3 separate regions of the Homo sapiens genome follow, and regions 1 and 2 are each linked to region 3. The links are chromatin contacts, found by Hi-C or POLR2A ChIA-PET in ENCODE. All regions are on one chromosome and are shown on one strand. The core of a region is the stretch at or near the end of the contact, and the rest is flanking DNA. Distances in the headings are between cores, read along the strand shown.

The links. Hi-C counts contacts between places; a loop is a spot of excess contacts on that map. ChIA-PET counts read pairs that join two places held with the same protein, here RNA polymerase II (POLR2A). Pooled maps may share reads with other maps.
Region 1: a loop to region 3 is called in a map of CD8-positive, alpha-beta T cell, with 11 times the contacts of the local background. The contact joins the enhancer-like site here to the promoter of ZFHX3-AS1 in region 3. A Hi-C loop is called at or near these places in 1 of 168 maps with a recorded cell type or tissue (CD8-positive, alpha-beta T cell), 3 of 37 single-sample maps with no recorded cell type and 5 of 50 pooled maps.
Region 2: a map of B cell shows a loop between it and region 3 (9-fold over the local background). The contact joins the promoter of TAT-AS1 here to the promoter of ZFHX3-AS1 in region 3. A Hi-C loop is called at or near these places in 4 of 168 maps with a recorded cell type or tissue (B cell, CD4-positive, alpha-beta T cell, CD8-positive, alpha-beta T cell and 1 more) and 8 of 50 pooled maps. POLR2A ChIA-PET finds 5 or more read pairs at or near these places in 2 of 52 experiments (activated CD8-positive, alpha-beta memory T cell and activated naive CD4-positive, alpha-beta T cell).

The regions. Positions count from the first base shown.
Region 1 is chr16:73,948,887-73,953,814 of GRCh38, forward strand. No RefSeq gene overlaps it. Among named protein-coding and RNA genes, the nearest start is that of PSMD7-DT, 260 kb to the right of the region's middle. Within about 2 kb of position 2,850, at least 5 of the 41 ENCODE cell types and tissues checked have a DNase peak (open chromatin) inside an H3K27ac peak, as active enhancers do.
Region 2 is chr16:71,562,348-71,567,241 of GRCh38, forward strand. It overlaps TAT-AS1 (TAT antisense RNA 1), which reads left to right and starts at 2,669. Exons shown (of 3, transcript NR_103852.1): 1 at 2,669-2,775; 2 at 3,704-3,854. It overlaps TAT (tyrosine aminotransferase), which reads right to left. Exons shown (of 12, transcript NM_000353.3): 12 at 3,313-4,894. It overlaps LOC124903710 (a long non-coding RNA gene), which reads right to left and starts at 2,593. Exons shown (of 2, transcript XR_007065106.1): 1 at 2,546-2,593; 2 at 1,306-2,477. It also overlaps the pseudogene RNU6-1061P. RefSeq lists an enhancer at 3,089-3,620.
Region 3 is chr16:72,662,664-72,667,491 of GRCh38, forward strand. It overlaps ZFHX3-AS1 (ZFHX3 antisense RNA 1), which reads left to right and starts at 2,470. Exons shown (of 4, transcript NR_171704.1): 1 at 2,470-2,670. LINC01572 (long intergenic non-protein coding RNA 1572) reads right to left here and starts at 2,307. Exons shown (of 14, transcript NR_126330.2): 1 at 2,229-2,307. RefSeq lists enhancers at 2,049-2,168, 2,209-2,268.

The DNA of each region.
Region 1 (4,928 bases), core at 1,600-4,099, 1.3 Mb after region 3:
TGTCACTGTCTCTCAAGACATAGGTTTTAATATGGTATCGTACCAAAAATGATGGCAGTGTAGCAATTTTGGGCCAATGTATGGGCATCCTTTATCATTGCCTAGTGCAGCAAGTCATTTGAAGTGAGGGCATTCAATACCTACAGGCATTCCTAGTTGAAATTCCAATTAGAAAGGAAAATAAAGGACAATTGTACAGCCTGTTAAAAGTTGGACGATTCCAAATAATACGGAGAGAAAGAATGTCTGATGGCTTTTTGGATCTCTTGAGTATTCCAGATGATACTCTACTTGCAATACGTTTTAAACCCCTAGGAAAGACCATTTCTATGACCATTGAAGATGCAGGTAAAAAATCATCCAAAGAAAAAGACATTATACAAAATTGGTCTTAACAAATACTTATTGGCCACCCTCACCATGCCAAAAATGAAATCCCGGTATCAATCAGGATGATCAGAAAGGACCTCTGGAATATGCGGCTCTTTGACTTGGTTTTTAATCAGATGTCCCCAGAACTCGGAGCTCATGAATCACAGAACTGAAAATGATCCTCAGCCATCACAGAATTCATTCGCCTCCCTCTGAGAGGAGCAGTTCAGAAAGCATTGAAATCAAACCACCTGGCCTTTTCTTTTCAAATGCCCTGAGAATGTGCCACAACTCTGCTTTCATCCCGTATCCCAGTGTTTCACTGCTCTTGCTGACAGAAGAGAATTCTCCCCGCGAGTGGATGTCTAACCTAAATCCTTCATGCTGCAATGTACGTCCATTCCCTTTGTTCAAAATGACTGTTTCTTCTCACACCTGCTCCCCATTAGGTGACTATTACATACTTCTGGGTAATCATTCTAGATGAGCGAAAGGCATAAACTACTGCAGCTGAGGGTAGTAGCATATTTTTCCATGCAGATGTGTGAGTCATCATCAAATTGTGAAATCTTTGTGAGTAGGAGCACATGGGAAAGATTGCCTTTTGCCAGCTCTTCTCCGATTACATGTTATAAGGAAATAGACAACAGAAGTGCAGTTAGAAACAGAGTAACATTGGACCTACAAACACAAACACACACACACAATTTATGGGCTTTAGTTGGAATGAAACAAGAATTTATAAGCTGGTATGTGCCTTCTGTTCTAAGCACTGCTGAGTTTCTGATGCTTGGATACCATTTCTTATGCCTCTGCTATCTAAAGCAGGCTATCATTATGGGTGCGTGAAACCAGTCTAACTTGCTAATTCTGCTAAAACTCAAACCTGTCACTCTGGTTGTTTTATGCCATATAGTCAGAACAACCAGTAAATGGTATGCTTCATAGGTTAACTGTTCTGAAACAATTTAGATATAGCCTCACGGAGAAAACAACATGGTTCTGCTTCCTGAGGCTATGGGGAAGTACTGTTATCTAATACATTGCTCACTAATGCACTGTGTGCCTAGATGATCCACATCTTAGAAACTCCCAATATGGGTCACAGATTGGCAGCATCAGTACCACCATGGAGCATGTTAGAAATAGAGTCGCAGGCAGGCCGGGCGTGGTGGCTCATGCCTGTAATCCCAGCGCTTTGGGAGGCTGAGGTGGGCGGTCATGAGGTCAGGAGATTGAGACCATCCTGGCGAACACAGTGAAACCCCGCCTCTACTAAAAATACAAAAAAATTAGCCGGGCGTGGTGGCGGACGCCTGGAGTCCCAGCTACTCGGGAGGCTGAGGCAGGAGAATGGCGTGAACCCAGGAGGCGGAGCTTGCAGTGAGGCAGTGAGGGGACATGGCGCCACTGCACTCCAGCCTGGGCAACAGAGCGAGACTCCATCTCAAAAAAAAAAAAAAAGAAAGAAAGAGAGTCCCAGACCTCCCTCCAGACTGCTGCTTTTTTTTTTTTTTTTTTTTTTTAGACAGAGTTTTGCTGTTGTTGCCCAGGCTGGAGTGCAATGGCGCAATAACGGCTCACTGCAACCTCCACCTCCCAGGTTCAGGCGATTCTCCTGCCTCAGCCTCCCAAGTAGCGGGGATGATAGGCATGAGCTACCATGCCCAGCTAATTTTGTAATTTTTTTTTTTTTAGTAGAAACAGGGCTTCACCATGTTGGTCAGACTGCTACATCTTAACAAAATTCCTAGGCATTTCATGAATACGTTTAAATTTGAGAAGCACTGACTTGCTTCACTCCTCAATGCCTCTATTTCCTCATCTATAAAATGGGTATCGGCCGGGTACAGTGACTTACACCTGTAATCCCAACACTTTGGGAGGCTGAGGCAGGAGGATCACTTAAGGCCAGGAGTTCGAGACCAGCCTGGTCAACATGGCAAAACCACATCTCTGCTAAAAATAGAAAAATTAGCTGGGTGTGGTGGCACATGCCTGTAATTCCAGCTACTCAGGAGACTGAGCCACGAGAATCACATGAACCTGGGAGGCTGAGGTTACAGTGAGCCATGATCACGCCACTGCACTCCAGCCTTGGTGACAGACTTTGACTGTCTCAAAAATAAAATAAAATGGGTATCAACTGACACCTGTTACTTGCTTCGGAGCAAAGGAGGATTAATGTCAGAGGTTTTTTTCCCTCTCCCAGGAATGGTCTCTACATAAACACAGCTTGGGGGACTCGTTTCATTTGCTGGAACAGGCAATGACTGAACATGTTTTGGAAGAAGAGCCAGGACTCCTTCCTAGATAATACATCTGTCCTTCATCCAAACTTCTCTTCATGGCCTCACGGCTCCAGAAAGCAGCAGAGCCGTTCAACCCACTGCCTTTGGAGAAACAACCAAGCCTGATCCCAATGAAAACAGCTTTCCTGCTCCCTGTCTTGGCTGTCAAACACAAACACAGACACTCTGTGGGTGAAGTCAGCCCAGCTGGATGTCTGCTGCTGAGCCATCTGCAGAACAACTTGCAGACTAGTAGCTTGACTCTGGCTAAGACAAAAGGCAAGGGGGAAGCTGGGGGAGAAAGGCCACAGCCTGACTCCAGGGACTTTCCCCCTCAGTCCTTCCTTCATTCCTTCCCTCGGAAAGGATAAGAATGGAAGGAACAGATGAGGACTTCATGCAGCTAGCATGCTTTCATGGCTGTCAGGCAAAACCCTAGCCAGATGCCCAAGGGACGCTACAGAGCATTCACATCACACCTACACCCCAAGAGCCATGTCATAGGGACAGAAAGAGGCAACCCCCATAACATAAAAATTCAGAAATCAAGAGGGCACTGAGGCTGGGCATGGTGGCTCACACCTGTAATCCCAGCACTTTGGGAGGCCAAGGCAGGTGAATCACTTGGGTCAGGAGTTCGAGACCAGCCTGGCCAACATGGTGAAACCCTGTCTCTACTAAAAATACAAAAATTAACTGGGCATAGTGGTGGGCACCTGTACTTGGGAGGCTGAGGCACAAGAATCGCTTGAACCCAGGAGGTGGACGTTGCAGTGAGCTGAGATCGCACCACTGCCCTCCAGCCTGGGCAACAGAGTGAGACTCTGTCTCAAAAAAAAAAAAAAAAAAAAGAGGGTACTGAATCACTCTCTCCACTCATAATCCCAACCCTCCCCACCCCCGGGTTTGTGCAGACACTAGACAATAAACCTTTTAGACTTACCAAGAAACAAAAACAGATTGAGCCCTTGACCTCCCAGTTACCAGTTCTTTTACATCTAAAGACCTGGGTTAGAGAGAGCACATGATTTCTCTGCCAGAGAGGCAGTGGTAGACTCAGTTTCTTTAGGTTGAAGTGACCTGAATAGCAATGTCAAAAAATGTAAGATCAGTCTTGCTGACTTTGGAACCACATAGACAAGATACTGTGAATGTGTCATTTGATTCCACTAGTGGTTAATAAAGGCAACCCTGAATACTAGTAAGGTAGGAAGAAACTAACATTGAATTCTGAGTGTACACACGCACACACACACACACACACACACACACACAACATAGACCAGGTTTCCAGAGGTGCCAGTTGTTCAGTTCAAGCCACAAAACAGCCCTTAGCATGCTAACCTGCAGAATAACAGCCATCCAGATTCCCTCCCAGCCTGATCCCACTTCATTTATCCTCTTGACCTCCTTACCTCTTACTCTTTCCTTTTCCCTCCTTCGTTTTATCCGATCAGATTTCAAGATTGAAAAAGGGGCAGCTTTGAGAAAATGAATTGCTACAATCAACAACCAAAACATCAACAATAAAAGGCTGGAGATCAAAGGAAAACACCCTCAAACAAAATGATCTGAAGAGTTTCAGTGAAAGGAACTATTTCCAGTCCGATGGGTTTTTAACATAGACAACATCTTGTGTATTTATTATGTACAACATGTTGTTTTGAAATACATATTCATTGCAGAATGACTCAACTAAGCTAACATATACATTACCTCACATACCATTTGTGTGGTGGGAGCACTAAAATCCACTCTCAGCAATTTTCAAAATAAGACACATGATTATTAATATAGTCACCATGTTGTACAATACACCTCTTGAACTTATTCCTCCTAACTGAAATTTTATGTTCTTTGACCATCTCTCCAACCTGCAAGTAGGCACCATTCTATGCTCCAATGAGTTCAATTTTTTTAGATTCCACATATAAGTGGGGTACTGAGGTATTTGTCTTCCAGGTTCATCCATGTTGTCACAAATCACAGGATTTCTTTCTTTTTTAAACCTGAATACTATTTCATTGTGTGTGTATGTATGTGTGTGTGTATATATATATACACACATACATATAGAAAGTATATATACATACAGAAAGTATGGTGTGTACATATATATCCATACCTTCTGGATTAATTTACCCACTGAGGGACACTTAGTTTGATTCCATGTCTTGGCTACTGTGAAAAATCCTGCAATGAACAAGGAAGTGCACACATCTCTCTTCAACATACTGATTTCATTTTCTTTGGATATACACCCAG
Region 2 (4,894 bases), core at 1,419-3,918, 1.1 Mb before region 3:
TGCACTGATTTCATATTGTTCAAACACACCTGTTTTACAATCAGATTTCATATTGTTCAAACACACATGTTCTACAATCAATTTGTACAATAGTGGTCCTGAGGTGACGTACATTCTCAGCTTACAAAGATAACAGGATTAAGAGATTAAAGTAAAGACAGACATAAGAAATTATAAGAGTATTATTAGGGAAGTGATAAATGTCCATGAAATCTTCACAATTTATGTTCAAAGATTGCAGTAAAGACAGGCGTAAGAAACTTTAAAAGTATTAATTTTGGGAATTGATAAATGTCCATGAAATCCTCATAATTTATGTTCTTCTGCCTCAGCTCCAGCTGGTCCCTCCATTTGGGGTCCCTGACTTCCTGCAACACAATGCCTTTTATTTCTTTTTCTTGTCTTATTGCTCTGGCCACTACTTCCAATACTATGTTGAATCAAAGTGGTGAAAGTGGGCATCCATGCTTTTTTCCTGATCTTAGAAAAAGAGATTTTAGTCTTTCACCATTGAGTATGAAGTTAAATATAAGCTTTTCTTTTCTTTCTTTGTTTCTTTCTTTATTTGGAGATGGAGTCTTGCTCTGTCACCCAGGCTGGAGTGCAGTGGCACGATCTTGGCTCACTACAGCCTCTGCCTCCTGGGTTCAAGCAATTCTCCTGCCTCAGCCTCCTGAGTAGCTGGAACTACAGGCATGTGCCACCACGCCTGGCTAATTTTTGTATTTTTAGTAGAGATGAGGTTTCGCCATGTTGTCCAGGCTGGTCTCAAACTCCTGACCTCAGGTGATCCACCCACCTCGGCCTCCCAAAGTGTTAGGATTACAGGCGTGAGCCACCTTGCCTGGCCGATACAAGCTATTCATAGATGGTCCTTATTATTATCTTGAGGTAGGTTCCTTCTGTTTCTAGTTTGTTGAGTGTTTCTATCGTGAAAAGGTGTCAAATCTTGTCAACTAACTTTTCTACATCAGTTGAGATGATCATGTGGTTTTTGTCCTTCATTCTGTTAATGTGGCATATTATATTGATTGATTTTTATATGTTGCATCTCAGTAATAAATCCCACTTGATCATGGTGTATAATCCTTGTAACATACTGTTGAATTTGGTTTGCTAGTACCATGCTAATCTTCTCTGTATTGTTCCAATTTTAGAATATGCACTGCCAAAGGGAACACTCCCACAGCTTTACTTTTTAAATATGGTATAACGTAAAAATACATTAAATTTAGGCTATCAAATGAGTTAAAGACCAATAATTCTTTTCTACATTTGAAACACACAAAAATTAAGACACACATGTGCTAGTTCTTCTGTTTATTGTTTTCTTTGAGGAATTGGGCATCACCTCCTATACAGCTTCAACCTTAACCTTAGCAAATGACTGACTGCCTCTTTGGAAGGTGCTGTGAAACAATTTGGCCTATAGAGAGCATCTGTATTTGCAGGTTCTATAACATTATATGAAACTTGTTTGTAAATAAACCTAAATTGTTTAAAATAAATAAGGATATAAATAATATGTACTGAGAATTCAGTTCTTTTCCAACATATATGCAATAATTCAAACTTCAGGGTACGTAAAATACAACACCTCACACAGAATAATGTGCAGAATATGCGGAGTAACAAAAATTCTCTCCTTGACCAAACTCTAGCCAGGTTCCTCTGAGCCATTTGTGGACTAGGCCTCAACAGACTTGAACAAAACTCTAACACAGTCTCTAACAGTTCAAGGTAGCATCTCTAGGATGACTCCAGCCCCGCTTTAAAGGGCCTGCCTAAAAAAACTCAGGCTGCCAAAGGAATTTACTGTTCCAGCCAACACCTTAAGATATGGCTCCTATCTCCCAGCATCTGTAGGAGGATAAAAGCCTAACTTCCAGAAACACCCTTTAACAAACCCAGATGGGTTTCACATGGACTAACCCCTACTTCGCACTTTTTGTAATCTTTCACTTCCCTCACTCTTCTGAGCGCCCCCTCATTCCTCTCCCCTTCCCTATTTCCCCATTTTTCCTTTAAAGTCTGAGTAACATTTGTACAAATCAAAGTTGAGTTCAGTTCGTGCTGGACTCCTCCTTATTCCATTAGTATATTACTGGTTAAAACCTGTCTCAACCGCTTTACTGTCCTGCTTTGTCTTTGACAAAGGCACGGGGGTGGATTTATTTTTCTGGCTGAGTAGAGATCCTAATGTCAGGCACTGCGGACGGTGAGGGCCACGATTCTTTGGAGAAAAGTTCCAAGGGGCTATACCATTGGAAACTAACACCAGCTAATAGAATTGTCTGCTCTGCGTCACAACTCATGGAAGTTGCTGCTTCTGATCCAGAGCTGGGAAAGGTTAACAGGTGATTACAAAAGCCTAGGATGTTTTGTCAACTTCCTGGAACAATTCCACCAGTCAGAGCCCAAACCGGGGGCAAAGGAGGAAGAGAAACTCGAAGCAGGGTGTGACCAGGGTAGACAGGCTGAAAAAGGAAACAAAATGTAACATCCTAAGAGAACGCAGAGGCCGAATAAAGGAACTAACCCTCACCTGCAGCTCAGATTCTACGCCGGCGCCCGGAGCTGTGTCCTGTTGCCTAGCGACGGCGCATGCGCACTGACTAGCGCAGCCCCCTAAACATGCATCCGCGCCTGCGCAGCCGCGGGTCGCCCAGGGTTGGGATGTTGGTGTCGGCTGGGGGCTGCTGTGAGGCGCTTGGTAGCACCCAGTCCTGATACTCTCCAGTTACCCGGTAGGCGGGGCTCGGACACAAAGAAAAGGTGAATTCGCAGCTGAGAGCCCTTGTTTCCGGTCCTTTTTTTTTTTTTTTTGAGATGGAGTCTCGCTCTGTCACCCAGGCTGGAGTGCAGTGGCGCCATCTCGGCTCACTGCAAGCTCTGCCTCCGGTGTTCAAGCGATTCTCCTGCCTCAGCCTTCTAAGTAGCTAGGATTACAGGCGCGCGTCACCACGCTTGGCTAATTTTTGTATTTTTAGTAGAGCCGAGGTTTCACCAAGTTGGTCAAGATGGTCTCAAACTTCTGACCTCGTGATCCGCCCGCCTCGGCCTCCCAAAGTGCCGGGATTACAGGCGTGAGCCACCGCGCCCGGCCGTCTCCGATCTTTACACGCATTCTTCGTGTTATCTGAAGACACTCTGACGCCACCACCCAAAGCAACTGGCAGTTGACTCTTGGCAATTTTAAGCTTGTGTGGAAAGCAGCCGCCGCCCGGTAGCTCCTTTTTATCTAGAGACACTCAGGATGTGGGGGACACCCCAGCAATGCCATCCCTCCTTTGACCTCCAGAGCGCGCAGAATTACAAAGTTGAGTAATACTTTATTTGAAAAAATGAAAAGTGCACACACACACACACACACACACACTTACATAGGCACAGTATAATCTGGAAGTATGACCAGCAAATGATAACTGATTCCCTCAGGGGAGAAGAAACTGGGTGGCTGAAGGACAGGAATGAGAAAGAAGGACAGTTGCGTTTGTTTGTATCGTTTGAAATTGTCCAGTGTGTATGTGTTCTTTTCAAATGTTTGAAGAACCATTGGCTCCCTTATCAAAATGTAAATACCAAGGAAAATCAGGAATTTAAGAAGTCTAAGAATTCTGTAATGCTGGGTAGAATTTTCTGTACGTGTAAAACTAAAATGTCTTTTGTAAATCACTGAGTCTTCCTGTTTATTTCTGGTTAGAGATCTTTGGGGGCTTGGATGGAGGAACAGGAAAAGAGGAGCCAGGCTTTTTTGGAAAATTGGCGGCAGCGGTGGCATACGGGAAACTGAAATCTTTATCTAATCTCATCCTTTGTATATTCGTCTTGGATTTGCTGAAGAAAATTAAAAGGTAAATTTTGCTGTGAGCTCACTGAACTCAAATTGAAAGGGAACATATGCTGTTTATTTTTGTGAAGGACATTAATTGGGTGTGACTGGCAGGGTTGAGACCTGAAGTTCCTCTTTTAGATAAGGAAAATTTCCCTTGGTGAGAAATCTCTAGACTAGTTATGATAGATTCCTAACCCCCAACCTTGAAAGGTAACTTAAGGCTCCCTCCTCTAAGGGAAGGGCTGAAGAAAAAATTAAACAGGCAACTGTGCCTATGAAGATTTGCGAAAAAAAAAAAAAAAAAAAAACATCTAGGACACTTCTCATTCACTGGGTCAAGCCAGAGCCATCAACTTTGTGACCTAGTGAGTGGTTAGTGGATATAGGCAAGCGTAGTAACTTGGGACCAGAGGTTAGGGATCCAGAAAGTTGAAAATGTAAAGACAAAGGCCAGAGGTTATAACTTACTGCCTCTTGGTAAGTAGGAAGCCAGAAGTTGAGCTCCCAAATAAAATGTTTTAGGAACTGTGGTTCTTAAGTAACTCCAAAAGTCAGTACATTTACAAAGAAGTAAATGAAACCTCATAGGTAATGAAACAATGAGACTGAGGAGTGCCTGGGATTAGAAATTCCCAAACGGAGAAAAAAACACATCACAGAAGAGCCATACTTGGTGAAATTTATTAAAAAAAAAAAAAGAAAAACAATAATTTATGCCCTTGGCAAAATAAAAGATCTTATCAATATAAATGTTTCTTAGAAAATGTATGAAAAGATAATATATATTAATAAATCAATATTAACATTACAGCAAAAGTAATAATGATTATATAACAATGACAAGTGAAGATATTTCTGGCCCTTACACAGTAGTATTTCTGGAAGGTCTCTGATTCCTGCTTGCTCTAGTACAGGCGTGCTCTCACTTTAAGAAAGCCTGATGCCGCTGGGCGAGGTGGCTCACGCCTGTAATCCCAGTACTTTAGGAGACCCAGGCGGGCAGATTGCCTGAGGTCAGGAGTTTGAGACCAGCCTGGCTAACATGGTGAAACCCTGTCT
Region 3 (4,828 bases), core at 1,220-3,719:
TCAGACACCATTACCCTAATTCTAAAACCAGACAATCAAAATAAAGCAAAACTGAAGACCAATCTCCCCAAAATGGCAACCGAACAGTGAAAAAAAATTTAGTTAAAGCCATTCCTCACATCATATATAAAAGCAAATTTCAGGTAAGCTAATGTTCTCATGTGAAAGATAATGCCTGAGATGGTTAGGAAGAAGATTATGAGATTATATTCAGGTATATGCTGGTAGAATTCACCATAAAATTATTTTAATATAAAACATCCAAAAAATTAAGGCACACAAACTATTTTCACTCTTCATGTTGATCAAGAATTTTCCTATTTCTTGTTAATTCAAAAAGACTCTGGATGCAATACCTTGTGAACTTATTTTTTGGTATGCCCCTGTGCTCATATACTACCTTACTACCTTTATCTCTCTGTTTTTTGTTTGTTTGTTTTGGAGATAGGCACGATCATTGGCCACTGCAGCCTGGAATTCCCCGGCCCAAGTGATCCTCCCACCTCAGCCTCCTGAGTAGCTGGGAGCAAGGCGAACACCACCACGGCTGGCTAATTTTAAAATTTTTTTGTAGAGATGGGGTCCGACTATCGTCTTGAACTCCTGGGTTGGTCTCGAACTCCTGGGCTGAAGCAGTCTTTCCACCTCAGCCTCCCAAAGTGTTGGTTGGGATTACAGGCGTGGACCGCCACACTTAGAAATGACTTTTCTAATATCCTTAAATCAGAGCTCATGTAAAATTTTCAGCCTTCTCATTCCACCTCCCTCCGAACTACAAGTCTTAAAACTAAGAAATGACAGCCATTCGGTAGAAGTTAAAACACTGTTTCGCTGCTTATTTCTACTTAAAAAAATTATATACATAGATATATATTATGTAAATATATATAATTATATATATAGACATACGTGTGTGTATATATATAAATAAACGTGTAGAATTGGACTGGGGTCCCACTAATATCCACATTTCAAAACAGAATCTAAAACTCCCTAAAACAGGGTTGGGCTCGGCGGCTCACGCTTGTAATCCCAACCCTTTGGGAGGCTGACACTGGAGATCAGTCTGAGCAACAAAGTCAGATCTCTTTTCTACTAAAACAAAATACAACTCTCTAAAACTAATACAAAATTTTGTGTGTATGTGTCATATTCTGGAGAAAAGCTCCAAGGTTTTCCTCTGGGTCTTAAACAGGACTAAGACCCCCCACCCCCAAAAGAATCTCTGTTCTAGAGGCTAAGCATATAGAAGCTCATACTGCATTATCAAACTGGAAAGTTAATAGAGGATTTTCATGGTCATATACAGGAGAGGTGGGGAAAGCTGTCTATTTAGACTGTAAACTCCTAAAATGTTCATAAATCTCAATGGAAATTAAATCCACCGGGGTGGGAGAAGTATCACAATAGACAAAGAAGCTAAAGGTTAATGAAGAGAAGGTTTTAATCAGTGGTTACTTTTGTGCTTGGGATCAATCCTCAGTTTGTCCTCCAACGTAACTTTTGGCATTATTCATTTCAAAGTCTGAACAGTATCCATAAACCCAATACGAAACCTATGGATCCAGAGGGTCCGACCGAAAACAAAACAATTATGTTTCCGATGTGAACGCATCAATAGCTTACTTTTGTAGCGCTTTATAAAACGCTGTCACTTGCTGCTTTCCACGTCATGATATTCCCGGTCGGGAAGAGTAGGACAGCAGCATCTTTTATGAATAAGGAATTTTTTGGATTCAATTTGTGAGGTGTGGGACGCTCACCAGGTTGCGCGAAAACCATTTTTCTACATCGTCAAGTGCACGCACCCCGTGTCTCATAGTATTAGTGATGAAGACGAGGATGAAACTACCAAAGACATCAGTGGGGAGTGAATTATACTTGGGGGAGGTGTAAGCACGTCGAAATAAGGAAGCTGAGAGACATTTTGTGAAAGAGGGAAGGTAGCGTTAAGAGGAGCCTTCCATCAGGGGCAACAGAACGGGGGCAGGCGTGGCGTCTCTGGGACTGCCGGAAAACGACGTGAGGGAAAAACTCAGAGGCTACGAAAAGGCGAACAGACGGAGGGCCTGCCTCAGGGGAGCTAAGCAGCTCGCCTGAAGCCCCCCATCTGGAAATGACGTGTTTAACTCGGCGCCCCTGCAGCTCCGGCCGCCCTTTTTTGTTTAACTCCGCGCCCCTCCAGCTCCGGCCGCCCTTTTCGTCGCTCTCCCCTCGCGGTCGCTCACCCCTGAGATCCCTGGTTCCACTGAGACGCTCAGCTTCATTCGGCAACTCGCGGACACCAAGCGCCACAAATTCAAATACGAGATCTAGAGACGCTGGGTCTCAAACGTCTCCCAGAGTGAAAGACAGAGGAACCAATCGAGGCTCGGCTGACCTCAGACGTCTAAGGCGATAGGCGTTGCTAAGAAAAGGGGGTGGGACGATACCCAGTTGCCAAGACGACGGCTTCCGGGTGGGCGGCTTGAGGTGGCTTCCGGCCGCCAGGCGAGACTCCGCGGGAAAACTCCCTGCTAGAGAGACTAGGAGATTTGGGGCTGCGGCCGTTTCCTCCGGAGCACCCACGGGACTGTGTGCTGGGGTCCCTCCACCGGCTGTGTCCTTTATTCTTCTTTCTCACCCAACGATTTACCTGAACGGTTATAAAGTGCACGTTATTTCCCTAAGGTAAGCGTGTGGTAGCGCCTCCTCCTCCTCCAACAGGGGGGTAACAGAAACCTGCTGTCAACTTTGTTACCCAACATAACTGTACTTAACCACAAAAAGTTGAAATTTTGGATCTTTAAACATTCAATAACCTCTTGCTGTGTGAGGTTTTTTAACTGCACTACATACATTTTGTAGTCTTTAACCATTGAATGCGATTTAAGTTTACAATGAAATTTAACGTTCTGGTTGTTTCTGACCCCAAATTTCATCTGAACCAGTTAATGGACGAAGAACTGAAATTTTATTTTCTGTGACAGTCTCATAGGTTCTCAGACTTAAGTTCTTAATCGCCCATAAATCTGAAGGCAGGTGTTAAAGATGAGCAGGTGATTTGAGCCCAGTCCATGCCAACACTCAAACTAATTCAGCTGAGACTCCTTTCGTTAGGAGCATTATTTTAATTTTAAAAATTTTAAACCGAATGGTAAGCATGGCTGCTTTAGTTTCAGTTGTGTCTCATTTGATGATGATAGTCCCACACAAGACGATCTCATTTGTCAATGAAAGTAAACATTAGTGACCACACAGCTTTCTGCAGATAACTCTTTAAACGAACATCTTTTATCAGACCACAGAAATCATTGTTATTGTCACTAAAATGTAAAAACTAAAGCAAAACTTATCTGCTTATCAACAATTTCTTCCTCCATAGCTAAGGTAGGGAAGCATTTATGAAAGCTTAGATCTATATGTGTTTGGGATCCTGCCAACCCCTTTCTTAAAATTCCATCTTCAAAACTCCCTGCTAATGAGCACTTTTCCAACAGCTTGGATGAAACATTCTGAATAATTCGTCAGCCTGAAGGTTAGAAATTTCATTAAATAAAAAATTAAATACACAGAATACTTAAGTATGAAACATTAATGAACTGAGTAATACATTCTTAAGAAGAGGAGGCACTTAGGAAAACACAGGCCACCTGCATTGTGGAGCCATTTAATGTGATGAGATTTGATAAATGGGTAAGAGATCAAAAAATGCCCAGGGTTTCAAAAGAGAATGTTCCATGAGCAGCTTACTGCCTACATAGACCATTTGAAAATCAAACCAACTCAGCAGAAGCCCAAGAGGCCTTCAGATGAACCCGAGTATCCTTTGGATGTCAGTGTTGTACTGAACAAAGTCAGTTGAACTGTTATTTATCTGACAAGAAAAAAAAATGCCTAAATTTTGTAAGGACTTACACCATTCATTTAAAAATATATAGTGATCTTAGAGGTTAGAAAGCACAGAAAAGAAACTTGAACATAGAGGTACTTAAAAGGAGAAAAATAAATTTCCTCCGGTAGTAGACATGTATTTGGCATTGTTCACTGTTATCTCCTTGATGTCCTCTCTCCTCAGCTTGGCTGAATCCTACTTACGCTTTTAAGACCCAGGTCAAATTGTGAATCTTTTGTGACCTAGTCCATAGTCACCTCTCTCCCTCCTGAATGCCTATAATAGTCTTTATTTGGCATTTTTTTGTATTCTTTATAATGTTTCTTATTTATGTTTATGAATATATCTTACATATAACTTGCATCATCTAAACCCTAAACTACTCAGAATTGTGTTCACCATGTACCTGGCAGACAGACTTGAACAAATAAGTTTTGATGTAAAACTGCCAAGATTAATACTAAATATAGTTGAGATCCATATTAGTTTGCTAGAGCAAACATAACAAAATGCCACAGACTAGGTGGCTTAAACAACAGAAAGTTATTTTCTCACAATTCTGGAGGCTAGAAGTTCAAGATCAAGGTATCAGCAGGGTTGGTTTCTTTCTGAGGTCTCTGTCCTTGACTCAGATCACTGTCTCATCTCTTTGTCTTCATGTGCTGTTTTCTCCATGTGTGTGCACACCTGTGTCCAAATTTTCTTTCCTTGTAAGCACACCAACCCTACTGGATTTAGGCCCGTGTTAAAGACCTCATTTTAGCTTAATTACCTCTTCAAACACCTTATCTCCAAATAGGGTTACTTTCTGAAGTACTAGGGGTTACACCTTTAACATATAACTTTTGGGGAGACTCAAGGCCATAACAGTAGCCAAGACTCAAAAAGCAGAAATGATTGGGAGCAATTATCTGTCACCTTTCAGAACTCCCATTTTTAGACCTATAGATAGCA